Regions from separate parts of the Homo sapiens genome. Here region 1 is linked to region 2. A link is a contact called in ENCODE Hi-C data. All regions are on one chromosome and are shown on one strand. The core of a region is the stretch at or near the end of the contact, and the rest is flanking DNA. Distances in the headings are between cores, read along the strand shown. Region 1 holds the start of SLC2A5 (solute carrier family 2 member 5). Region 2 overlaps RERE (arginine-glutamic acid dipeptide repeats).

Region 1 (6,693 bases), core at 2,799-5,298, 430 kb after region 2:
CTGCGGTGGTTTGGAGCACAGTTTCTGGAGCCCAGGAGTGTGGGCTCGAAGCCTGGCTCTGCTGGGCTGTGTGGCCTTGGGCAACTCCCTGAGCTTCTCAGTTCCTTCACCTTTAGAATGGGGATAATGGGCCTGGCCTGGTGGTCCATGCCTATAATCCCAGCACTTTGGGAGGCCGAGGCAGGAGGATGGCTTGAGCCCAGGAGTTTGAGACCAGCCTGGGCAACATAGTGAGACCTCGTCTCTACGAAAAAATTTAAAAACAAGGCAGGAGTATCTCTTGAGCCCAGGAGGCTGCAATGAGCCGTGATTGTGCCACTGTACTCCTGCCTGGGTGATAGAGCCAGACCCTGCCTCAAAAAAAAAATTTTTTTTTGAGGATAATGATACCACCACAGGAATAAATGAGTTCACTGGTATAGAACACTTAGGACCATGCCTGGTCTGTAGTAGGTGTTACAAATGGGTTAATTAATCCATTAATTACAAATGAATATCAGTGAGGACCCGGAGAGCACAGAGGGGTGTCAGTTGCTCTAGGATACTCAACTAGTTGCTGGTGGAGCCACTCCACAAAAATGTGTCTTTATTTTCCAAAGCACTTCGGCATCTTTTTATTGAGGTGGGGAACTTTATTCAACAATCCTTTGTTTTTTTTTTGAGACAGAATCTCACTCTGGCTGGAGTCACGCAGGCTGGAGCGCAGTGGCACTATCTCTGCTCACTGCAAACTCTACCTCCCAGGCTCAGGCGATCCTCCCACCTCAGCCTCTAGAGCAGCTGGGACTATAGGCACGGTCCCCATGCCCAGCTAATTTTTGTACACTTTGTAGAGACCAAGTTTCGCCATGTTGCCCAGGCTGGTCCCAAACTTGTGGGCTCAAGCAATCCGCTTGCCTCGGCCTCCCAAACTGATGGGATTATAGGCCAGAGCCACTGCACCTGGCCCTCAATTCTTATGTAGTTGTAAAATACCTTGTTGTACCTTTTTCTTTTCCTAATCCATTTTATTTTTTTTTCTTTCAGACCAACAGTCTTTTCTTCCTGGCAGAAAGTCCTTGGTGCACATCTGATAGATGTCAGTGTTTGCCCTCTACATAGGAGAAAAGCAGGGCTGAGTGCAGTGGCTCAGGCCTACAATCCAAGCACTTTGGGAGGCTGAGGCAGAAGGCACACTTGAGCCCAGTAGCCCAAGACCAGCCTGGGTATAGTGAGACCCCGTCTCTTCAAAATATTTAAAAATTAGCCAAGGGTGGTGCTACATGCCTGTAGTCCCAGCTACTCGGGAGGCTGAGGTGGGAGGATTGCTGGAGCCCCGGACTTCAAGGCCGCGGTGAGCTATGATCCCACCATTGCACTCTGGCCTGGCCAACAGAGTAAGACCCTGTCTCAAAATTAAAAAAAAAAAAAAAGGAAAAAGAAAGAAAAAGAAGAGAAAAGGCCAGTGAGGCCACTGCCACACAACCACTGAGGGGCAGGCAGCTGGCTCCATACTGCCAGACGCCCTCCTCCCCGGACCGCGCAGCCTCTGTAGCCTTCGCCTGCCCCCGCATTTCTCCTTGGCTCCTACCTCCCCTCTCGGCTGCACTTAATGATTTCCCGGATTCTTACAGACCATTGGGATCGCTTCCTTCAGAGTGTTTTGGGAAGCCCAGCACGCCCCAGCTTTCTCCCCAAGGGGCAGGCTGCTCTCAGGAGCGGGAAGCCCATCCCCACCTTCATCCCTCTGGCCCAGAGGAGGCTTCCTTCCCTGGAGGGCTGAGGCAGCAGGCAGCTGGGTCAGCCCATGCCTCTCGCATGTGGCCATCTGAATCATTTCCTTTCGCAATGTGTTACTCAGTTTCAGGGCCTGCCACGTGGGGGTGTTTCCATTCCTTTCTGCAGCTGGACTTGGTGGACGTGGGGAACGTGGCAGTTGTGCCTTTCTCTGGACAGCGGAGGACCTCCCTGGACCCCAAACACCTAAGTCCTCATCACCTCCGTTTCTTTTCTATAAAATGGAGGTGATGACACTTGATTTGTCTAACACTTTCTTAGTTGTAAGACAAACAAGATGACCCAAGCGAAGGGGCTGAGTAGACTCCAAAGCAGTGCCTCTCAGTTGAGGGCTGGGAGTGGATTCTGCCCTCTCGGGGACATCGGTTGTCACTCCTGGGGGAGGGAGCTACTGCGTCTAGAAGGTAGAGCCAGGGACGCGGCTAAACATCTTATAACACACAAGACAGCCCCTACAACGAAGCGTTAGCCAGTGCCAAATGGAAATCACGCGGAGGTGGAGAAACCAGCCTAAAGAATGATTGAAAAGTAGTAACATTTACGATGGCCGGGCGCGGTGGCTCACACCTGTAACCCCAGCACTTTGGGAGGCCGAGGCGGGCGGATCACCTGAGGTCAGGAGTTCTAGACCAGCCTGGCCAACATGGTGAAACCCCATCTCTACTAAAAATACAAAAATTAGCCGGGTGTGGTGGTGCATGCCTGTAATCCCAGCTACTTGGGAGGCTGAGGTGGGAGGATCGCTTGAGCCCAGAAGGTGGAGGTTGCAGTGAACCTTGATCGCACCACTGTACTTCAGCCTGGGTGACAGAGCAAGACTCTGTGTCAAAAAAAAAAAAAAAAAAAAGCGAGAGAGAGAGAAAGAAAAGTAGTAACATTTACGGGGAACTCACTCTGTGCCAGGTACTTTACATGCATTATCTCATTTAATTGCTCCAGCACCCTATGAGGCGGTATGGTTATTACTCCCATTTTACAAATGAGAAAACTGAGGCACTGAAGAGTTAAAGAACTTACCCAAGTCCCACAGCTAGAATAGGATGGAGCAGGAATGAATCCTGGGGGCTTCTACTTCCCAGGCCCACTCTTTTTTTTTTTTTTTTTTTGAGATGAAGTTTCGCTCTTGTTGACCAGGCTGGAGTGCAATGGCGTGATCTCAGCTCATTGCAGCCTCTGTTTCCCAGGTTCAAGTGATTCTCCTGCCTCAGCCTCCTGAGTAGCTGGGATTACAGGCACCTGCCACCACGCCTGGCTAATTTTTGTATTTTTAGTAGAGATGGGGTTTCACCATGTTGGCCAGGCTGGTCTCGAACTGCTGACCTCAGGTGATCCACCCACCTCAGCCTCCCAAGACCCACTCTTAATCTATGTGCTACAGAGCATGTTTCCAGTCTGCCTATGGTGAGGGTCTCACATCCATGCCTGAACAAATGCTGTTTTGCAAAAATGTGCACTATCCTTCCTCCACTCCAAATATAAGCAGATGCTATTGTGATGAATAAATGCAAATTCTTATAAAGTGTTAATAAGTCAGTGTTACTTTTCTGACATTATGCATTTTCCTCAATCAAGGGAATCTAGAAAGTAAACTGCAATTACGTTGCAGGAGTCCATGAAAATCTTTCCTCTCTAAAACAAGGGAGCCTCAGGATCTAAAAGGCAGGAAACCTACGTGACAGATCTGAACTAAATTCAAATCAAGCAACGCCTTTTCTGAGTTTATCTTGCTTTCATGCAGCTCAGCTATGTTACTTGCTGAAAAAATTAACTGCCCTGAAGCCAAAAGCAAAACGAAAGCAGAGCGAAACATCTCACCAACCATAGAAGGATTTTGCAGCTAACATGTTTGGTTCAAGTTGGGACAAATGAATCCTTTGGGTCTCTTCCATTCAGTTACAGATCCTGCTGTTAAAGGCTGTTCCAGTAGAATGATTTCCACAGAGCACTTGTCTCTAAACCTCTCTCCTCCCTATAAAAGACCACCTGCTGGACAAGACTTTCCCCCTCTCCCCACCATAATCCCTCCCAACACAGAGTTCCCTCTGCAACACCAGGAGCCCCCCAGCGACTCTCCAGGAAGGCTGCACAGGCCCTGGCAGCCAAGCCTGCTCTTGGCCCCTTTCCCTGAGCAACACACTCACCCCTTCCTTCATGCTCTGATCCTGTTGCTCCATGCTTGCTCTGGAAGGGCAGAGTGCCGCTCACCTCCTTTTAGCCAAAGTAACGCGTGCACTGAATGGAGAGAGAAGACATTCTGGGTGCACTTTGGCCATGCCAAATAACAGCCAATAGCATTTTTATAGCCAGATTAAGTCAGAATAACCCTTTCAGGAACCTGGTCTTCCTTTCACTTCTGCTTTTAAATGAAACGTCTGGGGTTTGGCTAAGTAAGTGGGTGCCCCCTGGGGACTGCAGGCCCAGCATTGTCCTGATGGAACAGTCTACGGTATTTCCCCATTGCTAAAGTCTCTACCAGTCAGGCTCATGGTGAATGACTGGAAGGGTTATTTCTGTCAGGAACGCATGGCAAACAACAGCTGTCCTCCACCCTACATGACACCAGGTAATCTGAGGGCAACAGATTGGGCCACTAGAGACCTCAAAGATGCTCTCCCTGCCAGGAAAACTACAGTCAAGTGTCTCTTGGTGGAGAGTCAGTTTTGCCCAAGTCACCGTGTAATACTGTTTGGGGAAAGTTTCTCATTTTCTGTTTTTTTTTTTTTTTTTTTTTTTTTTTGAGACGGAGTTTCGCTCTTGTCCCAGGCTGGAGTGCAGTGGCATGATCTCAGCTCACTACAACCTCCGCCTCCCGAGTTCAAGCGATTCTCCTGCTTCCACCTCCTGAGTAGCTGGGATTACAGGCGTGCACTACCACGCTCGGCTAATTTTTATATTTTTAGTAGACACGGGGTTTTGCCATGTTGGCCAGGCTGGTCTCGAACTCCTGACCTCAAGTGATCCACCCTCCTTGGCCTCCCAAAGTGCTGGGATTACAGGCGTGAGCCATCGTGTCCGGCCTCTTATTTTCCATTTTAAGGAGCTCAGAATGACCTAGGGATGTTACTTTCTGTGTATTCATCACTACTGGGAAGGTGGTAAATACCTCGAACCCCTTTCCAGGCAGGGCAGGGAAAATGAGTCACACCTGCTGGTCCGGGTCCGGCCATCTCAAGGCCAGGCCACTGTCAGCCCCCCATGTTTGGCACTCATTCAGCTGCCACAGGGCACACCAGCGCAAGTGGCCAAAATCCAAAGTCTCACAAGTCCCACAGGTTTTCATCTTTACAGAACATACTCCCAGTTCTATTTGCTGTGGCGTAAATCCAGTTACTTTAGTGATTGATTCTGAATCTCATGCATCTTTAAACAAGCAGAGACTGGGAGCCTGTGTTAGGCACTGTTCCTTGCATTAGCAGCAAATCCCCAGGGTTGCTCAGGGTGGGAGACTGTGAGAAGCCTAGCAGCGTGGCCGTCTGTGTGTGTGTGTGTGTTGGGGGGTCGGGGGGGTCCCTATTCACAAGGGAGAACTCAGCATTCCCTTTCACCAGCTACTGCCTGTCTTTTTCTTCTGCGTATCACTGTCCTAGCACACTGACTTGTGACTAACGCATAGCAAGACCAGAGGTTTCCAATTATTTCAAAGATCTAGAAAAAGTTTCCAAAGAAAATGCACTTTAATTGCAGGGGTAGGGTGGGGAGAGGAAATCAACGATGGGGGAGTGAGGAGACGGGTACAGGTGTGCAATCCAACACAAAGAAGAATCCGGCCGGGCGCGGTGGCTCACGCCTGTAATCCCAGCACCTGGGGAAGCCAAGGTGGGTGGATCACCTGAGGTCAGGAGTTCGAGACCAGTCTGACCAACATGGTGAAACCCTGTCTTTACCGAAAATACAAAAATTAGCCAGGCATGGTGGCAGACGCCTGTAATCCCAGCTACTTGGGAGGCTGAGGCAGGAGAATAGCTGGAACCCGGGAGGCGGAGGTTGCAGCGCACCTAGATCACACCACTGCACTCCAGCCTGGGCGACAGAGCGAGACTCATCTCCGTCCCCCATCCTCCCCCCAAAAATAATCGTCCAAAGTTTGTAGTCATCAGTCATGTCAAGTGCATGACACCTGCTTCTATCTAGGCCCAGATCTTCCACTTCTCCCTGCCTTTGGGCGAGGGGGTAACTAAAACCGGGGGTCGCTGGGGGGGACGCGGACACTCCCAGTCCCCGCCTTGACGGCCCAGCCCGGGGAAGCGGGGACAGTGAGCCAGGCCCTCAGGCCCAGAGGGGATCATCCCGGGAGCTGCGGGCCGCAGTACCCGGTTCCTGCCAGTGACAGGGCGTCGCAAGCACAGCCATGGCGTCACCAACGCTCGACCCGTGCTTCCGCCCTGGAGGGAGCCGAGCGCGGGGACGGGGGCGTGGCGGGAGGCCGTCATGACGCCAGGCTGCGGGCCGCTCAGCCAGTCCCTCTGCCTGGCGGGCCTGCGGGCTCCGGGTGGGTCCTGTCCCTGCCCAGGACCCCTCTGCCTCAGCCCGGATCCCCCTCGGCCTCTGCCTCAGCCCGGGTCCCCCTCGGCCTCTGCCTCAGCCCGGGTCCCCCTCAGCCTCGGTCCCCCTCTGCCTCAGCCCAGATCCCCCCCAGCCTCAGCCCGGGTTCCCCTCCGCCTTTGCCCGAGTCCCCCTCAGCCTCACCCGGGTCCCCTTCAGCTTCTGCCAGAGTCCCCCTCAGCCTCGCCCGGGTCCTGCTTCTGGCCAGGGACCCCCCAACCTTCGTGGCGGGCGGACCAGCCTCCAGGCCCCTGCCTCAGGCCGCCATGAGGCCGAGGCCTGCAGGCTCCGCGAGCAGGGCGGGGTGGGAGACTGTGAGAAGCCTAGTGGCTCAAAGATGGAGGAGGGGGATGGCAGCGGTGAGGTGGGACTGGG
Region 2 (6,767 bases), core at 3,640-6,139:
CGCCTAGGCTGGAGTGCAGTGGCGCGAAGCTCCGCCTCCCGTGTTCATGCCATTCTCTTGCCTCAGCCTTCTGAGTAGCTGGGACTACAGGCACCCGCCAACACGCCCGGCTAATTGTTTGCATTTTTAGTAGAGACAGGGTTTCACCATGTTGGCCAGGATGGTCTCGATCTCCTGATCTCATTATCCTCCCATCTCGGCCTCCCAAAGTGCTGGGATTACAGGCGTGAGCCACCGCGCCCAGCCAAGAAAAATTTTTGAAGTCTATAGCCAAATATTATAAATGTACTCAAAGGGCAAAAGAAGAAGCAGTAAGTAAATTCAGGGGAGAGAACATAAAAATGGACCACGCTTAATCATTACAGAAGCTAAGTTAGAGAAACAACACTGAAAAGGGTGCTGGAAATCCGTACGTTCATGTATCAGATGCCACAGCACTTAGAATCCTGACAACTGGGAGATAATAGAAGTAAAACATATGACAAAACTGATGGTCTCTACAACAGCCAGCCTCCACCAATCCTGACCTAAATGCCAACTGCAATCTTTAAAAAGCTTGCGCTCCATGATGCCAAATATCTATTTTGGGGATAGCTGCTGCAGACTTCAAAATCATTCTGGTTTATAACCCTGAAAGATAGCTCCGAGTTTTTCTCCAACCAAATATCTTCCAGCCAGTCCAGAGAATAAACTGGAAATCAAGTCTCCATTGTCTAGTTAGAAACTGAGTTATATAACTCCTTGCAAGGAAGAAATATCATCTCCCCAAGTCTGAGTGCTAACAGAGTAATTACCAGATGCAAACTTCAAAACCTTATGTGTATTTCTATGCTGTGAAATAGTGGTAATTAAACTACTACTTTTCAGTTAAACTGTTCCTAAGGATGTAAAAATACAGCATACCAGGTGAGACCTTTTTGTGACATTTCCTTTCCCTCTACTAAAAAGGAAAAATTATAATTATACACAGTATTACTAACATTGCCACAATCAATTTGGTAACTGCACAGTAGCTATGTTTTATAATACCAGCACAATGGGATGGCCAGGACAAGTAAAGTCTAAAAACTAAATACTGTCTAATAATAATGATAGCCTGCTTTAGAGCCAAGTTATACAGAGCTTTACAAATAGAGCCCAAATTAAAATGTTAATGAAAAAATTAAGAATAAAAAGCACAGCTAGGCATGGTGATATGCACCTGTGATCCCAGCTACTTGAGAGGCTGAAGTGGGGAGGACTGCTTGAGCCTGGGAGGTGGAGGGTACAGTGAGCCAGAGATTGCACCATTGCACTCCAACCTGGGTGACAGAGTAAGACCCTGTCTCAGAAAAAAAAAGAATAAAAAACAACATATTGAAATTATGCTAAAAATCTGTATCATAAACTCACTCCACTTTCCCTTTCTAAAAGAGAGGTATAACTATAATCAAAGCTCCCCTCCCAACTTTTTTTTTTAAACTATATGAATCTCTATTGATCAGTCTACAGTGAGACACTAACACTCCATCTGTCAAGTATCAACATCTGTCCAACACAAAGAAAGCCAGAACAATGCCTGCAGCCTTCAAAGGGATATAAAACTGTACCTTTGCCTTTTAAAGTTTGGTTTATCATTTTACACATTACACTATCACTCTGTACATAACTGAAAAGGCATTCCTTGCAAACATAACTGAATAGGGAAATCTAGAGATGTAAGTCAGAAAACACATTTAGGGGTTAAATGAGTGAACAGTGGTGGAGTATCTTTCATATGTAACATATACTATGATGCCTAATTAGCTTGAGTACATTTTTAATGGTGAAATAATGAAAAAGACTTAAAGGTACTGGATATTTAATGCATATATAATGACAAATAGTCATTATGTATGAATTCAATGGACTTGGTAAAGTGACTAGAAATTTACCCATTTCCAGGCATTTAAGCATTCACTTAAAAGAATGAAGTGACTAACTTACCTTCTCCCATCTATCTCTGGTACTTACAATACGCATTATAAAACTCAGACTAATACTAAGGAAGGAGTAAAATAGTGAAGCATTTATCCTCACTTTTTCTAGTATTTAGGGTATTCACATAGCTCCAAAGTAAAATTCATGCACAGCCATCTATTCTGCAGTATTTAAAACTTTTTAAAACAACAAATCACTCTTGTCCACATACATTTTAAAGTAATTTAACAAACAAAATACACTGCTCCATCTTCATAGACAGTATTTTTAATTTTGGAAAGTCTGGTTTTCTCAGCTGGTGAAGCTGTCAGAATAAATAGAAGGCAATATCTGGAAAGATGACAAACACATGGGTCAATGTCAAATACAAGCCAATCTCTGTCAAGAAAAAGAGCCAAATTCCTGCATTTCCATTTAAATTACGTTATCCAACTCAAATACCACCATGCCACTTCAAATGAAAATAGTTTCCCTTTAAACAGAGCTTTTTACAAAACTGATAGAGTATAACAGATTAAACAACTCTTTCAGCAATTTTCTTAGCTACTACAAAGTAAGGCATCTATGTATAATTATAATAAGGGGAACATTTAACAATTAATTGAGCCAGCTAAAGCTAAATCTCCAGAGCTTAGGAGTTCAAATGCTTGCTCACTAAGAAAAAAGGACAGAGGATTTTAATATAACTGCAGGAAATCTCAGTCCAATTAGATTCTAGGTAAATATAAATCTTGTTGCACTGTGATTGGAACTCTGTCACAGTCCTCCGGACTGATTTTAGCATCTGGCTTGGAGAGTCAAACCAAAGAACTCCTTGCCCCACTGTTTCTCTCCACACACTACTGAATTAATCAAGTACCTCCAGGTTCTGTGCTGAACAAAGAAGGTCTTCTGAAGGCTGTCAGCTTGCTTTTACAACCAACCAATAAGACTCACAGAACATATCATACAACTGTGAGGCAGTAACATCTCTGAAAATATTCATGATTTACCCTAGTTTATCATGGCGACACCTTAAGTAATTCACTGTCTTTCCTCATTCAGAATTAGATCACGTGAGGCCAGGAGCCATCCCCTTTTGGAGTTTTGATAATGGAGACTTAGCAACTATCTTTCAAACCAAGGAGGATTAAAAATTAAGTAATCAAATTAACTAGGGTGGCAGTTCACTTCCTTAACTTAATATACATCTTTTATCTCTGTGAAGATCTAGAAAAGTGCAGAAGGATTTAACAGAATCAAAAGTATCGTATTAACATTTTGGGGGTCAAAAAATCAGGATATATTTTATATTTTAAATAATTTTATAGTTGAAAGAATTTGGTCTGTTAGAAACTGGCCTTGTAACCCCAATCTAAAACCCCAATCTAAAACAGTAACACTTAACAAGGATTTTAATATAGGACTGGCCCTTTCTGAGTTCCGCACCTATGTGCTTGTGTATATACTTATTTAATCCCCATCACAATTCTGGAGGTAGGTACTCTTATCCCCATTTTATTGATGAAAAGACAAAGGCACAGAGGCTGTCCTCTACTCCACGTTAACCCACCAGCAGTGGGGTACTAGATTATGCTGTCCTTTCTCCCTCTGTGTAACTGATTCAGATTTGTGGTCAAGATGAAACCTAAGGAAGTTTATGCACAACACTGAAACATCTAAGAGAATTTTTTAGGGCTGTTTCACTTGTAAGTCTAATTAACTTATAAGAAGAGTTAAGTACTTGAGGTTTGTGTTAATAGACTTTTTAAAAATAGAAACCAAATATTAAATTAGTAAAGGCAAGCTTAAATGTTGAAGATATTAACGAGTTTATAAACAAGACTAATTTGTAATTCAAAATCCCTTAAAAGTGATTAAAATGTTTAATTTATAAATGAGATTTATAAGCTGAATTTTTTAAAAAGTGTAACAGTGTCCTTCAATTTGCAACTTTAACAAATTGAATATCAATTTTTTTAAACCTAGGTAAACCTTCTGGACAGTCATTTCTGCATATAAATATCAATCTTAAGGACTCTTCCCAAAAAGTCCTCCCATCAACTGCTCTGTGCACATGTCTCCTACTCAACTGCTAAAGGAAGAACAGCTGAGACAATGCTACCCAAGAGAGGCACCTAGGGCTAAGCACTCACATCTAGCAGCTAACTCTGCCTGCGCTAATAGGTATCTAGGGAATGAGTAAGTGCCTAGAATGTGCTAGACACTTTTCCAAGTACCTGGGATACATCGGGGAAAAAGATCCCTGTCCTGCTGGAACCAACCAGCATGGAAAAAGACACACAACAGAAATGGAAATGGAAGATGCCATGGGTGTGAGTGACTGTGAAAGGTGGGGGGATCCAAGAATTGAAAATCCTAGTGGGCTCAAACAATTTCTGGATCAATTGGCCCCAGGAAGGTGGAAAGTTAAGAGGTAGAAGAGTGGAATCCATGAGTAGGTCATCACCAGGCTGCATTCCTGAATCTGATCATTAATTGCTCATAAAAATACCTTCAAAGATTGACCTTTCAACATGTTTTTGCTCATTATTGAGCCCAATTTTTAAACAGCCACCTAAAGAACATTTCTGTTTCCTCTGGAACACAGTTTTTGAACACACTGTGGTTCACTGCTTCTTATGTAGATATTTCTGCTATAACACAATATATGTTACTGGGAAGACCACATATTCAGCAAAAATGTTCACTAAAAATGAAAGGACTTACGTAAAATACAGGGTAAAAAGCAGACTACTCAAACCCTATGCAACTCTGAAATCAGATGGCTATTTTGTTAAAAATCAATACTTAAGAAATAAGAAACCCAGGCAGTTACCCAAGAGTGGCTGCACGCTGCCAAAGGTGATACTGAGAATACATGAAAACAACAGATGCTGGCTTGAAGGCACCAAAACAATGCAGTAATCTGGGGGTTTTTGTGAAGGTGAGCACAGCAGACAGGGCAACCTGCCACAGAGCATAATGTTAGCGTGTGCCTCTCTGGGGAGGGAACCCCAGGGGACAGGTGTTCATTTTTCATTTCATTTTCAATAGAAATGAGAAAGCTCCTGCTGATGCAACAGCCAGAGTGAAAGTTTAAATTCTCACCTATTTTTTTCCTTTCCTGCTAAAATACAATCCCACATTATACCATTAAAGTATATATTATAATTCTATTCCATCTGGTCACACTCCTCTTGCCTAGCAAAAGTTGCACATGAACCAGCATAAAGTGCACATTCTATTGACCTCACTGTTCTATTTACTTACCTATCACACACAAAGCAAAACAAACTATTGCTAAATATCCATATGCAATAACAAGGTCTCATGGCCAGCCCACATCTATTTCCCCTACCAAACTGCTTCCCAAGCTCATTGTGGGGAATAACTTTAGCCCCATCATGTGCAGGCTTGGGAAAGCAATCAATCCAGGTTTCTGTCTTTTTTTATACAAGACATGTGCATGCAATTCAAGGTAGACATACTATATTTACTCTTTTGGAACTGTGAATCTTGAGCTGAGTGACAGCAAGGACAGGAAGATCCTGAAGGGCCCTATTCCAGTTATAGCATGTGGTTGGAACGGTCAGTAGTTCCCGCCAACCAAGTACCTGAACGCTCTCGTTCCAAGTAGGTTTTGGAGGCTTTTTTCCAGCTTCCCAACCATTATGGGGGAAGCCTGTAATTATGTGAGCCACTCTAACAACACATTGCCCTTTGTGTTATGTGATCAATGTACACCACCTTGCATCAAAAAACTTTTCATGCATACAACATGCTTGCTTTTTATTAGATCATAGAAAAATGTGTATTTCTCTTTCAGTTACTTAGGGTTCAAAATCCAGTAATCACCATTAGCCTATGTATTCTTGAACAATTTACTACTCACCTTCTCAGCTTACTTCCCATAGTTTCCTTATGGACTATGTTGCCCAGGCTAGCCTCAAACTTCTGGGCTCAAGTGATCCTGCCAACTCAGTCTCCTGAGGAGCTGGGACTACAGATGCTCACCACTGTGCCTGACTAGACATACAATTTTTGGCAACAGGAGAGCTATAAATAATTTTAGGAGTAAAAGGAGAAAAGAGAAAAAGAGCAAAGTAATTATATCACTTGCATTTTCGAAGAAATCAGTCTATCTCTTCTTTTTTCTTCCACACAGGTTATTTGTTTTTTGTATTCTCTTCAGGGTTTTATGCAAATGTCCGTTCATTCTTGGCTTTAACCAGTTCTCACAGGCCCATACCATTTTACAAACCAGCTGTGTGACTTTGGCCTCCATGTCTTTGTTTCCTCATCTGTACAGCAGGGAAACAATGTCTAGGTTGTATAGGAATTTTCTAAGGACTAGAAATTACACACTCAAAGCAAATCCAGTAGATAGAAGGTGCTTTAAAACTGGTTGTCACCCATGTTGTAGCTCCCTTACTATTTACAGCCAAGTTCACAGTGCCCTTTGCAATCAGGCACTTTAGAAGATGCAAATTATTCCCAATAATTTGGCCAGAATGTAATTCTGCAGCCACCTCTGTTCTTCTTGAACTGCATGCATCATATTTTAACGTCAAAATCTCAAGCCATGAAATCACATATTTTTTCTCTAATTTTTGATCTGCCTAATTTGTAGTCTGCCACAGGTAAGTGACAAGCATGCTGGGTACTAATCCTCTCACCTCATGCAATGGACTCATTTTATATCTGCGTTAGCTTGAAAAAGACTGGGAAGCACTAATGAGTGATTAGTGACTCTCAAATCTAAACGTGTGTTTAAATCACCTGGACATCTTATTATATAAAACATGGATTTTGATTCAGCAGATTGG

Evidence for each region. A loop is a pair of places that touch in the nucleus more often than their neighbours do. Pooled maps may share reads with other maps.
Region 1: a map with no recorded cell type shows a loop between it and region 2 (5-fold over the local background). The contact joins the promoter of SLC2A5 here to the enhancer-like site in region 2. A Hi-C loop is called at or near these places in 3 of 37 single-sample maps with no recorded cell type and 2 of 50 pooled maps.

The regions. Positions count from the first base shown.
Region 1 is chr1:9,065,587-9,072,279 of GRCh38, forward strand. SLC2A5 (solute carrier family 2 member 5) reads right to left here and starts at 4,049. Exons shown (of 12, transcript NM_003039.3): 1 at 3,918-4,049. The coding sequence starts at 3,950.
Region 2 is chr1:8,638,827-8,645,593 of GRCh38, forward strand. All of the region lies in intron 2 of RERE (arginine-glutamic acid dipeptide repeats), which reads right to left. Among named protein-coding and RNA genes, the nearest start is that of SNORD128, 150 kb to the left of the region's middle. RefSeq lists a silencer at 4,823-4,952. Within about 2 kb of position 4,890, at least 5 of the 41 ENCODE cell types and tissues checked have a DNase peak (open chromatin) inside an H3K27ac peak, as active enhancers do.